Regions from separate parts of the Homo sapiens genome. Here region 1 is linked to region 2. Evidence: chromatin loops called from intact Hi-C (ENCODE). Cell type or tissue: mammary epithelial cell. All regions are shown on one strand. Each heading gives the region's core, and the rest is flanking DNA. Links, peaks and the distances in the headings are about the cores only.

The links. Hi-C counts contacts between places; a loop is a spot of excess contacts. Peaks named below come from ENCODE experiments on the same cell type or tissue, not always from the same donor. Only the 100,000 strongest peaks of a DNase experiment are listed, where the experiment ranks them.
Region 1: a loop joins it to region 2, with 3 times the contacts of the local background. A loop is called at or near these places in 2 of 110 quality-filtered maps.

The regions. Positions count from the first base shown.
Region 1 is chr2:72,970,540-72,977,409 of GRCh38, forward strand. SFXN5 (sideroflexin 5) reads right to left here. Exons shown (of 14, transcript NM_144579.3): 11 at 1,031-1,146. Among named protein-coding and RNA genes, the nearest start is that of EMX1, 56 kb to the left of the region's middle. In mammary epithelial cell, for the core only: a CTCF peak has its summit at 3,258 (motif pointing left); no DNase peak of the experiment used is centred there.
Region 2 is chr2:73,174,940-73,181,809 of GRCh38, forward strand. No RefSeq gene overlaps it. Among named protein-coding and RNA genes, the nearest start is that of NOTO, 24 kb to the right of the region's middle. RefSeq lists silencers at 921-1,140, 2,446-2,525 and enhancers at 1,276-1,949, 1,950-2,623. In mammary epithelial cell, for the core only: a CTCF peak has its summit at 2,630 (motif pointing left); a DNase peak (open chromatin) is centred at 2,602; H3K4me3 peaks cover 1,682 bases; H3K27me3 peaks cover 329 bases.

The sequences.
Region 1 (6,870 bases), core at 648-5,647, 200 kb before region 2:
CTCCACTACTTCACGGCTCCCCCCTAGCACCCATCCTACCCCATGCCCAGCACAGAGGCCAGAGACCAGGGGGCAGCAAGACGAGCCACTAACCACCATCAGGACAAAGGCTGGGAAAGCAGAGGGAGATGTACACATGGACTCATGGACTGCGTTTTTTTTTTTTGAGACGGAGTTTCGCTGTTTCACCCAGGCTGGAGTGCAGTGATGTGATCTCGGCTCACTGCAACTTCTACCCCCCGGGTTCAAGCAATTCTCCTGCCTATGCCTCCTGAGTAGCTGGGATTTTAGGTGCCCGCCACCACGCCTGGCTAATTTTTGCATTTTTAGTAGAGACGGGGTTTTGCCATGTTGGCCAGGCTGGTCTCGAACTCCTGAACTCAGGCGATCCACCCACTTTGGCCTCCCAAAGTGCTAGAATTACAGGCGTGAGCTACTGTGACCAGCCTGTGTTTTCATTTTTTAAACTGCAATTGCTAGAGTGGCTGAGCCTATGAAACCAGTGGCGAAAGAAGGTCTTGTAACAAAATATTCTCCAAACCTCTGCAAGCCTCAAATCCCTTGACCTCACGGCACTCACTCCCTGGTGAGCTCTCACCTGCAGAAGTGCCTATTAACCCAGAACCACAAACCACTGGCCTCCCAGGCTTCCTCGGCTTACCCAAGAGGATGTGAAGGCCCGGGAGGTAGGGCCCGGGCAGAGGCAAGGGGAAGAGAGCTCTGAGGGAGTCTCCTCTGCCCTCACCAATTAACACCTCCTCTGGGTGAGACAAGCAAGAAGCTGGGTCCTGAGGGGCTGCGATAAGAGACAGGAACTTTTCACAGCAGTGAGACCATGTCCAGGGGAACATGCGGGAGGCCAGAGGCCCAGACTCATGCAGATTGGAGGTGGGGGTGGGGTGAGGAGGAGACATCAAGATGCCAAAATAAGGGTACCCTGGATAGAAGCCTGTGGAAGACACACGCTAAAGGAAAACCACTCCCCTCCCCTGTTGCTGGCCTCCCCAACCCTGCGAACCCCCAGACCCACGTGTCGGGCTGCGATCTTGGAGGAGCCCACGAGGTTGCCATCGCTGTCCAGGACATCAATCCCTTCCTCCAGCTCCCCGTACCGCATCAGGACCACATTGCAGATATTGGCACTGGCTGCAGAGAGAGGGGATGCAGAGAGCAGGATGAGGAGGAAGATGGCATTCCACCTGGAGGGAGGTCACTACACTCCTTCCTACGCAAGCCTTGGGGTTCTGTGTTCAAATGCATGGGCAAAGGTTAGGGAAGGGGTGGTTCTGTTGTCCATCTGCCTATCAGCCTGGTGAGGGATCTGGGGGCCCTTGGGAACCTGGTAAGTGAAAGTGGAAAAGAACAGGTATCAGGGAGGACACCCGTTCTGGCCTCAGAGAGCGGCCACTTACCGAGGGGCTGCTTTCCTCTCCTCCAGGGCAAGCCCACTAGGCAGGCAAAGTGGGTGTCCATCTGGGAGGGCTCTCTGACCTGAAGTCGCATCCCCCCTGACCCCGAGGCCTGATGTTCCACCATCACTGGGGCCCTTGCGCTGCCCTATCCTCTTAAACTGTCGGTCCAACATCCAGCCCCTCCTGTCTCTGAGCAAATCAAGTTCCCAGAAATTTGCCTCCCTGACAGCAGGTGCCAGAGAGGCAGAAACCTCAGTGTTCACCCAGCACCACCCCCTCATCATATGGATGGAAGACTGAGGCTCAGAGAAGAGGAGTGACTTATCTGAGGTCACACAGCAGAGTGGGACAGAGCAGAAAGGCTACAGTGCCTCTGCCTCTGAATACTCAGGGGGCAAGAGGGTTGGGGCAGGAGCAGCGGGCTGAGTTAAGGGCAGACCTTCTCCATTCTTGCTTCCTATGGCTGAGTGCCTGCCTTTGGCTAGGCCCCTCTGCCATCTGAGATCTTGGGAACCTGGGCTAAGGGGAGGGTTCCCGGCTCCTTAGTGAAGCACTGGTTGTTGAAGTCTGGGGCCACCCATTAGCTGGCAACTAGCTCAGGGATCCTCTTTCTGCTCCCCCATCCTGGGACTCACATGACTGGGCCAGGCCCCGTGGCCCAGTGCAGTGTGGGTGTTGACCCCGCCTGAACTCTCCCAGCCCCGCTGCAGGATGGAAGTGGGGGGACCTGGGAGGGGTGGGCAGGTGGGGAGTGGGGGGTGACAAATGCAGAGTCTGCCTGCTTCACTCCTCCCCCCAAAGCGCCTTGCTGTGTTTAAAGTTTTAATTTTTGCTAATTAATGTCAATTAATTTTGTATAATGAGTGTTTAATTTTGGGGAGTGTGTGAGCCTGGGAGCGACTGCAGTTCTGGGCTGTGAACGCTGATTAGCATCAACACCTGCTGCTTCCCCCTCCTTCCAGTGGGGGGGGCCACCAGGGTTTGGGGAGCTGGAGGGTGGCGGGGCCTAGTGGGCAGGCGGAGTGGGAGGGAGACCACAGATGCTCCTGGGGCCTGAGCCAACGAGTGGTCCAGGGTGCTCACAGCTGGGGCACAGGGTTCTGTGGGTGAGGTGTGGCTTGAGACCCCTGGGGCCTCAGTCGCCTGTTTCATTAAAATGGGGAGGTGGAATAAACAGGGGAAGACCGAGAGACTCTGCAGTCTTTGGAGAAGAAAAGCAGGAGGCCAAATACAGTTCTAAAATGTATTTAGAGCACACACACCATCTTCGAGCATCTCTCCTGCTTCCACCGACGCTCAGTGCAGTGGAAACCATGGGCAGTCCCTCTGTGTCCCGGGCTCTCCTGCCCCACAACAGGCATGCTCACCTGCCCTAAACAGCCGCTCTCTGCCAGGGGCGGTTCTGTGGGGCATTTGGCCATGTTTGAGGGCATTTTCAGTGATTGTGATCTAGGGGTCAGGGGTTGCTGCAGGCATCTGGTGGATAGAGGCCAGAGGTGCTGCTAAACATCTCGCAAGGCACAGGACAGTCCCCCCACCAAAGGATCATCTGGCCCCCAAATATGTCAACATTGCTGACACTGAGAAACCCTTGTTTTCACCACAGTCAGTGACAGACAGAATTAGGAAGCTGAATCCAAGGTAAAGGAGATCTGGTTAGCAGGGCATGACCAGGAGGGGATGGGAGCCTGGGTTTGGGGCCATCGGGCTTGGGTTCCAATTCTGGCTCCATATCTCTCCCGCCTCAGCCCCAGGCGCCCAGGGCTCAGGGCCCAGAAGGGTCCCCCAGGGTAGCCTTGGGAAGCAGCCACCTGGCCTCTGTGTTAGTGACATGCCCTCTAGTGGCCTTAGGGAGGCTATGCATCCCCCATGCCCTTGGAGCTGCCAGGCTTTCGGTTCCCAGGAGACCTAAGAAAACCGTTGAGAGGACAGTGGGGTTTTCTGCCCTGAAAGGCATCAATCCTAGCCCTCTGATGACGCTGTCCACCATACCACCACCACCGCCACTCCCAGAAAGGCAAAGTTACAGGAATGTGGTCCAGGAGACGAGCATCCTGCTAAAGTCAGGAGCTACCAGCTCACTCTGGGGACTTGAGCCATTGCCACCCAACCCCACCTTGGCTTCTCCGGGCATAAAAGGAGGGGCAGAATGTAGGGTCTCCATGGGATTTCTGGGTGCTGGCTGAGCTCACACAAAATGTCAGCCTCTGCACCTGTGCCCATGCCAAGTCAGGGGAAAGTGGGGACAGCTGAAATGTCTCCAGCCCCCATTTTGTGTGTGTATGCATAGGGGAGACAAACAGAAGAGAGAGTGTGGATCTGGAGGTGGTAGTGGACCAGCCCTGACTCACGGTGGCATCTCACTCTCTCCCTGTAATCTCCAAACATTAAACATGCGGCGAGCAGGACAGCTTTGGTTCAAACACAAAACCACTGAGATGAAAGATGAAGCATGAAAGGAAGTGAAAACCCAGCCTCCTTCCCCTCATCCAGCCCCTCCAGGACAATTCTGAAGCTGCCTGAATGGAAAAAAAACAGAGAAAACCCTAAAAGTCATCTCAGAATGATGGTACCTGCCCCCTCCCCAGGCTCCTCCCTTGAAACCGGCAATTCTTACAGCCTACACAGATGGCACATGACCTGCAATCTCTTCTGTTGACTGTGTACATTGGTTGGCCTTTATTGAGCACCTGCCGTATGCAGAGGCTACCAGCCATCCATGCCCTTGGGCAGTGGGAATGCCAGCCTGTTACAGTGATTTCATTTCCATGAGCTCATCCCAAACTTTCAATTCTGCCATATCCTTTTCAAACTGTCCCTGATCCTTCCCATCCCACTCCTGGCAAGTCCGGCTCCTGTGACAGGGACACTGAGAGCCTAAGCAAATGATAGAGAGAGAGAGAGAAAAAAAAAAAAACAGAGACAGAGAGAACAAGAACATGCACAACCCTGGGGCACAGGTCTCCTCTCCAACACACCAGCAAGATCTATTATTGATGGTATCAGCAGGTTAATTAAGCAGCCTGTTAGTGATGATGTTAAGAAAGCTGGCACATTTTCAACTCAGATTGACACCATTCAAGACTCAGGCATAACTGATGTTTGAGCAGCAATGTGGGAGATGTCAAGGAATGAGAGAGAGAAAGAGAAGGAGAGAGAAAGACTTTGCTTCTTGATGATGGCAAGCTCAGTGTTAAGTCCTGAAGAGAATTTGCTCTTGCCTGCTGCAGATGTTCTCACATCCGACCCATTGCGATGCAAAATCATGCAGATTGTGAAAAGCTAATGAAGCACCCGGTGTAAAAGGGGCAGTGTGGGGAGGAAGAAAGAGCAGTAGACAGAAAGACAAATGTGCAAGAAAGTTCTCCAAAAGAAGATCATGGGGGAGCCTGCCCCTGAACTAGGGCAGGAATAGACAAGCAGATCAATGCAGTACACTAGTCCTGCAACTCACCCATCTGTCAGGGAAATTAATTGGTAGTAAAGCAGTTCTATCAACTCACAGGGAAAGGACCATTTAAACACAGACATGCAGCAATGGGCTACTGATTTGGGGAAAATAAACTACCATAACTCCTCAATTCTACGATGCACCTTCCCATATTTTAATGTTTTAAAAATCATAATGTGCCTTACAATGAAAGTCGTCAGAGAAGGGAATCTTACCTGCTACTCAACACAATTGCCTGTACATGTGTGAATGCAGCCATGTGTACAGGTATCCATTCATTCAAGTGTCACCTCAGCTGACCACAGCAATCCATACAGAATTTGAACTTAAACTTAGATTCCTAATTGTTGCCTAAAACATCTTTCTAAAACTTACACTATAATGGAGCACGGACATGAAAAGTTATTGTACATGCAGAAGATCGTCTGCCAGATACCAGGCAATGCAATTAAAGACAGTAGAAATTGCCAAACCATAGATAGCTACCCTAAAGAAATGCTTGCCCATATGCACAAAGAGACATTTACAAGGATGTTAATTATAGCACTGTTTGTAAGAGCAAATAATTAGAAACAACCTAAATGTCCACCATTAGGGAACTCACATGGGAAGATCTCCAAAACAAACTGTTATGTGAAAAAAGCTACTGAGTATGTACATGATGATTTACTGTATGTAAAACCCTGTAATTGGCATATGCACATATATGTGTGCATAAATCCACAGGTAATGTTTTGGAAGGTTCACAGCTCACAGAGTGGTCTGCTTGGGGAAAGGAATTCAATTTGAGAATTAGGGGTTGTTGAAAGACTTCCACTTTTTTACACCAGAATTTTCTATAATATTTAAATTTTTACAGTGAGAATATAATCATGTTTCATTTACCCAAAAAGTAAAAAAAAAAACTGCCAAACTTCTTGAAGAAGATCACACACATTTTAAAGCCAGCAGGGATTGACGTAACCTAGTCATGGGTCCCACACTTAGGTACCTACAACATGTCGGCTTCCTAAAGAAGCTGATTAATTTCAGGAATATTTTTTTTCTTCAAGTAAAGAACAAATATGAGACCTAAGTATAACCAAATCAGAAATGCAAACAAAAATTCCCAATATTCTTTTATATGCTTTGAAATTATACTATTCATCTTAAACAGGCTAAAGGAGTGGAGATTAGAAGCAGGACTACAAAAAGCAGTGGTGGCCACGATGCTGTGTTTAACAACCAATGCCCAAAAAAGAACAAGAAAATGTGAAGGAGGCTTAGACTCCAACTCTGTGGTACTAAAGAAAGTGACTGGTATTGAATGTGTAAGTGAATACTTGCTTATTCCTTCCAATGGACACTAATTATAGTTCTCTTCTAAAAGGCTATTATGTTAATACCTCTTATAACTCAGGCATCTTAGAAACACAGCATTCAAGATCGATTTAGAAACCATACTATAAGATATGGGGACCTGGAAAGTGATATTTATTACATATGATAAACAAAGGGCTACTAATCTTAAGTTATGGAGGGTCATGGTGACTGACTCCTAAGAGCTATTCTACCCCCGCCCGAGATTAATCCAAACTAATAGTAATAATCCTCCCACGGGCAGTGACTGGTCTAGGAAGAGGCATGTGACCCGATTCCAGACAACCAGGAATGTCTGCTGGGGACTTCTGGGGAAGGTCTCCTCCCATCTAAGAAGGGTTGAGAGGCAGGCAGAGCCTCTTGTCCTCTGGACACTGGGTCCAGACGTGATGCTTGGAGCTGCTGCCGCCATCTTCCACAAGCCTGAGATGAAGCCCACCAGGAGGCCAGCAGAGCAACACTGCGGGAAGCACCCTGGATGCCCCGCCTGAGACTCGCCCTTTGTAAAGTAATAGACTCCCTTATTATTTAAACCCTCAACAGTTTGTGTTGAGGGTTTCTGCTAATTTCAGCCAAAAAATCCATACGATGTATAAGAGCTTTAACAATTATTAAGAAAAAGATATGGTGATCAAAATCATAGAAAAA
Region 2 (6,870 bases), core at 550-5,549:
TGGCTATTCTGGGAGGGGGAAGGGGTGTAAGTTCAGGCTCAGATAGGAAGCTGAAAGGTGGGAGGGAAGAAACAAAACTCACCCCAGATGGCAACTGGGTCTTGTCCCTGTGAAGCTATCACCCAGTCATCAGTGGGTTTGCCCCGAAAGGCTCCATAGAACCCTATTTCTCTCCTCATCTGCACTGAGCTCTATTTTGTAGAATGGACCATGTCAATTTCCCAGCTTGAAGCACTTGGCATTCCTCTCCTGTGAGGCCCAGGTTTCTCTGGGCAGACCACAGGAAGCAGGCTCAGGCCACCGCATAAGTACGGGGTCTTGAGGGTGATTTGTGTTTGGGTGGTTGGGGATCTCCTAACCCGGGCTCCACAGTGAGCTCTCAGGGGTGTCAAGCCCAGTCGCGCTCAAGGGCCCTCTGCACTGTCTCCTTCACCGGGACAGCAGGGTCTGAGGTCCCGCCTTTCTCGGCCTGGGGCGTGCATGGCCTGGGCTCCATTGCAAGTTTTTGGACGTCCCCTTTCTCCCCCACCCCATCTTTTCCCTGGCGATCTCACTGCCCTTTCCAGGAGCACGCTCCCGCTCTGAGTCCGGAAGGACCCCGCGGGGGTCCTGACAGCCTCCCGGGCCCAGGGTGGGGATTGTGATGGCCCCTCGGGAGCTGGGTTGAGCCGGCGGCTCCTGAGCTAATCAATGGGCTGCAGCCGGCGGAAGGGGCCCGGCGGGGGGATTAGGAGCCGAGAAGGGCAATTACCCGGGTGGGCCGCTCCCCCGCTCGCCTTCGCCGCGCTGCTCAAATGCCGCATTTCGGATGCAGCGCCGCGCTCGGCCTGTTTGCTTGCAGAGCCGGGGCCCCGGGGCAGGAAGCCAACTCGCAAGTGTATCGGAGATTAGGGCCCGCGGCGGCGGGGGCGGGCGCTGGGCAAACACGCGGCGGCCGCCTCAATCCCCAGTGCTCGATTCCGCCCGCGGCGGTGCCTGCCCGGCAGTGACTCGGTGGTGGGGGAAGGGGGCGGCCCCGGCTCCCAGCGCCCGGGTGCCCTCGACGCCCACCCCGGGGGATACTCGGGGAGGCAGGCACCGGATGGGGAGCGACGGGTTTTTCCTTCGGGAGAGGCCACCCGGGCACGGTCTCCTTTCGCCCCATCCTCAGGCACACCTCGCCGCGCCGTCTTGAGGCCTGGTTCTAACCCTCCCGTCTCCCGCACCCCTAGTTCCCCGTCTGCCTAGTGGGTCGAGGGGAAGGGGAACCGGTTGGGGAAGGGAAGGAAAAAGACCCAAAGGCGGAGGTGTGAAGACTGGAGAGTGGCGGGGCCCCGCCCGGTGCGTACTTGGGGGTCAGTGCCCGCGACCGCAGGGCGGGGCGGCGGGCACGACACCCGGTGATGTCCAGGGAACTCGCGGACCTCAGCCGCAGGGCTGAGTCCTCAGCTGCTCCGGGAAGCGAGACTTCGGCAGGCATCCAGCAGCCCCAGGGTACAAGACCGAGTCTTAAACCAGATCTCAGGGCCCCCAGAGGTCGGAAGGACAGCCTAGAACTCCAGAACCAGCTCCTCTCCTGGTAGCCGCACCCCCAGCTAGAGTTCCTCTGGCCCTGCCCCTGCCCTCCCGCCCCGCAAATTCCAACTCTTTCCCGTTTCCCAGGCGGACTGCTCATTCCTACAAACAAGACTTTGCCCTGGCTTCTCCAAATTCTGCCCACCTATCAAGGCACAGCTAGCTCCCAGCCTCTTCCTCCAGGAAGTTCTCCAGTTTTCCAGCTCAGAGGGCTGTGCGCAAATTTAGCATCTGATTCCATCTCAGGGTCCCTCTGCGAAGGTCTTTAGCCTCCCCCCCACTTTTCTTTCAAAGAAAGGCGGTATGTTCAGTATGGGCTGGCAGGTTTGGTCTAGGATAGGATCCCTCATCCCTTAGAAAGACGTAGGGGCTTGAAAGCGCAGTAGGCTGGTCCCTGGGGCACCTGTGCCCAAGCGGGCCTCCTCTCTGGAGTGACGCAGGGACTCCCCACTCATGCCTCACTCTGGCTCCTGGGACACCCCCAACCCAGCCCCTGGGAGGCGAAGACGCTTTGTAACCAGCCCTCTTCTTGGAAGGTTATGAAGTCCTATGCTATTGGTGCTTCTGAACTGACCAAGCCACTTCCCCGCTCTACGCCTTCTCTTCTTCACCCTCCCCTAAGTTCCGTAGTGAGCTGCTGGGACTTCCAGAAGTGACCGGCTCTTCCTCCTGGGAGGAGGGGCGGGGAATGTTTGTTTCTTCCCCACAGTTAGGAAGCAGTGACTCCACCAGCCCGAGCGCAGCGGTAGTCAGCGCTCGACAGTGTCCCCGTTCCCCACCACCACCCATCCTTTACCGCCCCCGGGGCACAGCGCCCTTCCCCCTCTCCCCCGTTCCAGCTTCATTTCCCGTAGCTTCGAAGCTCCTAAGGAGTTAGGATCATCTTGGCGTACAGATCCCTTCGAAGCACTGATCCCTCCGCTCCTTCCCGGCACAGCCCCTTCCCGGCACGGCCCTTTCCCGCGCGATCTCCCGCTCTAGAGACCCGCGGGATGCGTCCCCGCCCGCTGCCGGGAGGTGGGGCGCCAGCATTGTACAGTCTGCGCGCGCCCCCTGCTGCTCGCCGCGAGAAATGACGGCCTACGTCCGCCGGGCCCTTCAGCTCCTCGGTTCCGGGCGCCCCCCACCGTTCACATCCCCGCGCGTTCTCGCGTCCTCGCTGGGACTGCGCCCAGGAGCCGCAGGCACTTACAAAACAAATTGCTGCCTCCATCACTGGGCTCAGTACCACCTGACACTATCACCCCACTTTTCAGGGGACCTCAGTGACGTTCCTGCATCAAGCAGCAGGACTGGAGCCCAGGTTTCCCAAAAGGAAGTCCAGACTTTTACAAACCATTAATGAAGGGCTTAAATTCTCCAGGGCACTGTACCCCTCGTACAGCTCTGTGGAGACTGAGAAAATGGGGTTCTGGCACCCAGGAACCTGGACCCCCAAAACAGGCACAGGCCTAGCTCTGTGCTGGGCAGTGCTGTGAGTCACCTGTTCTGCCCCTGGGTGGAGTATACCCAGGCAGTAGGCACTGACAGGTTCCATCCCAGCACCAAACCCAGGAATGTCCCGGTCAACTGCGGAGCACCAACCCCAGCAGTTCCAGAAGCATCCCTTCCTCCAGGGCTGCGGCTGTAAGAGGGGAGCTGAGGCAGTGCGTTCGCTGGGGAAGGAGGGACAATGCAAGGTCAGGGCCAGAGGAGCCTGGAGGGATGAGAGGGTGCCCCCCCCCTTCTGCCACTTACTAGCTGCGTGACCTGGACTAGTTGTGTTACCCCTGTTTCTGAGCCTTGTGTTCCTTATAAAGATTGGTGATTTTTCGGCGGGGTCGGTGGCTCCTGCCCGTAATCGTAGCACGTTGGAAAGCCGAGGAGGGCTGACTGCTTGAGCCCAGGAGTTTGAGAACAGCCTGGGCAACATGGCGAAACCCTGTCTCTCCAAAAAAAAAAAAAAAAAAAAAACAATTAGCCCGGCATGGTGATGCGTCTTGTAGTCACAGGTACTAGGGAGGCTGAGGTGGGAGAATCGCTTGGGAGGCTAAGGGAGTATGGCTTGACTAGGAGGTCAAGGCTGCAGTGAGCCATGTGATCACACTACTGCACTCCAGCCTGGGTTGACAGTGAGACTCTGTCTCAAAAAAAAAAAAAAAAAAGGGGGGGGGGGTGTTGTGATTTTCATAGGTTGTGGAGAGGATTAAGGGCTACAATTTTGCAATATCTAGCATATAGCAGATGCTCCATTAGCGGTCTCTGAAGCAGCCCTTACCTCCTTCAGGGATCTCCAATCAACTCCCAGAACTGCCTGAGTGTGGCGGTCAGCCCAGAGCAGCAGGTGCTATCCTTTGTAGCACTGTTAACCAAAAACTGGACACAACCAAATATCCACTAACAGTATAACTGGATAAACAAAGTGTAATATATTCATCTTTGGAATACTCTATAGCAATGAAAATTAATAAACTAGGGTTATGTACATAAAACTTGCAAACAGTCTGAGTGAAAGAGGCAAGCTGAAGCATTAGTACAGTATGATACTACATATATGAAGTTTTTTCTTTTTTAAATTTATATTTATAATTTTAATAAAAACATTTTTGGAGACAGGGTCTCACTATGTTCTCCAGGCTGGTCTCAAACTCCTGGGCTCAAGCAATCCTCCTGCTTTGGCCTCCCAAAGTGCTGGCATTACAGGCATAAGCCACCGTGCCTGGCCCCATATATGAAGTTTAAAAGCATACAAAATACTTCTATAAGCTACTTATGGGTCAATAAATATGGAGGAATTGTATGAGTCTGTGAGTGTAAATAATACCAAATTAGATTTGGAGGTGACTCCAGCAAATAGGACTGGAGAGGGGTACAAAAGGCCCCATATGTGTCTGCAATGTGCTTTTATTTAAAAAAAAAAAAACTCATGTAAAAGTGGCAAAACCTACAGTCAAGAATGATGAATGGTGAGTTCTTGAGTACTTACATTTTTATCTATAACTTTCTTGGTGTTCGAAATATTTTATTATGGTTTTAAAAAAAGAAGAAAGGGGAGGAAAACCATTGGTCACTGATAGTAATAGATCCTCTGCTTTTGGCAACTTGGCCCACTCATCTTCCTGCTTGACCAATTCTCCTCCATCTCTGAGCTTATCCATTCATTTTTCTTTTCAAACTAGAACCCACATGCAGATGACTCCCAAATCTATATCCAGTCCAGACAACTTCTGTTATCTAACTTCTGGTTAGGTATCTCCACTAGGATGTTTCTCAGACACCTCAGACTCAACACAAGCAAAACTCAATTGATAACTACCCCCTCCAACTGCCTGTTGCCTACAGCTGGAAAGGCATGTGGAGAGAAGATACACACCCAATCATCTTCCTGAAGCTTTTGAATACTGATGATAAAGAAAAAAACCTTCCAAACTTTTTAACAACAGAAAGATTTTCTGCAAATAGTTAACCTGACAGCCGACTTTTCATCTGCAACGTGAAATACTAGAAAACAGCTATTAGAAGCAATGAAACTTCCATGCATACAGCACCAAAGAGAGACTTTAAAAATAGTTTTAAAAAAGAGATTTATACACAATACCATTTATGTAAATTAAAAACAAATACAGAACAGCCCTGCACATTTTACATGGATCCATAAATAATAGCAAATACACAAGAGAAGGGCTTACTAGGAGAGGAGGAGGAAATAGGGGGAAAGAGAAAAAGCCAGAATGAAGAGTGGGGTCTAGTGTGGACCTCTGATGGCAATGCCCACAAAAGAGCAGGAGAGAATATCTCAGCCCTCTGCTTCTGAGATCCAAAATTTAAAAAAAAAATCGTTTAAAAATAGGGGATGGGCACGGTGGTTCATGCCTGTAATCCCAGCACTTTGGGAGGCTGAGGTGGACGGATCACTTGAGACCAGCCTAGCCAACATGGTGAAACTCTGTCTCTAATAAAAATACAAAAATTAGCTGGGTGTGGTGGTTGTAATCCCAGCTACTTGGGAGGCTGAGGCAGGAGAATCGCTTGAACCCAGGAGGCAGAGGTTGCAGTGAGCCAAGATCGTGCCACTGCACTCCAGCCTTGGCGACAGAGCGAGAATCCGTCTCAAAGAAAAAAAGGTGTTCCTAAATGCAGAAAAAGGTTGCGCATCACTGAAGTAAATGATGAACTAAATATAAGATTTGGAGGTAGGCAGGTAGGTAGAGGAGCTTGCCAGAGTGCAGGTATTTATGTTTGCTTAGAAAAGCTACAAGTTTTTCACTTCACAGTTCATATGGAACCAAAAAAGAGCCCACATTGCCAAGATAATCCTAAGCCAAAAGAACAAAGCTGGAGGCATCACACTACCTGACTTCAAACTATACTACAAGGCTACAGTAACCAAAAGAGCATGGTGCTGGTACCAAAACAGAGATGTAGACCAATGGAACAGAACAGAGCCCTCAGAAATAATACCACACATCTACAACCATCTGATCTTTGACAAACCTGACAAAAACAAGAAATGGGGAAAGGATTCCCTATTTAATAAACGATGCTGGGAAAACTGCCTAGCCATATGTAGAAAGCTAAAACTGGATCCCTTCCTTACACCTTATACAAAAATTAATTCAAGATGGATTAAAGACTTAAATGTTAGACCTAAAACCATAAAAACCCTAGAAGAAAACCTAGGCAATACCATTCAGGACATAGGCATGGGCAACTTCATGTCTAAAACACCAAAAGCAATGGCAACAAAAGCCAAAATTGACAAATGGGATCTCATTAAACTAAAGAGCTTCTGCACAGCAAAAGAAACGACCATCAGAGTGAACAGGCAATCTACAGAATGGGAGAAAATTTTTGCAATCTACCCATTGGACAAAGGGCTAATATCCAGAATCTACAAAGAACTTAAACAAATTTACAAGAAAAAATCAAACAATCCCATCAAAAAGTGGGCGAAGGATACGAACAGATACTTCTCAAAAGAAGACATTTATGCAGCCAACAGACACATGAAACAATGCTCATCATCACTGGCCATCAAAGGAATGCAAATCAAAACCACAATGAGATACCATCTCACACCAGTTAGAATGGCAATCATTAAAAAGTCAGGAAACAAGGGGTGCTGGAGAGGATGTGGAGAAACAGGAACACTTTTACACTGTTGGTGGGACTGTAAACTAGTTCAACCATTGTGGAAGACAGTGTGGTGATTCCTCAAGGATCTAGAACTAGAAATACCATTTGACCCAGCCATCCCATTACTGGGTATATACCCAAAGGATTATAAATCATGCTGCTATAAAGACACATGCACACGTATGTTTATTGCGGCACTGT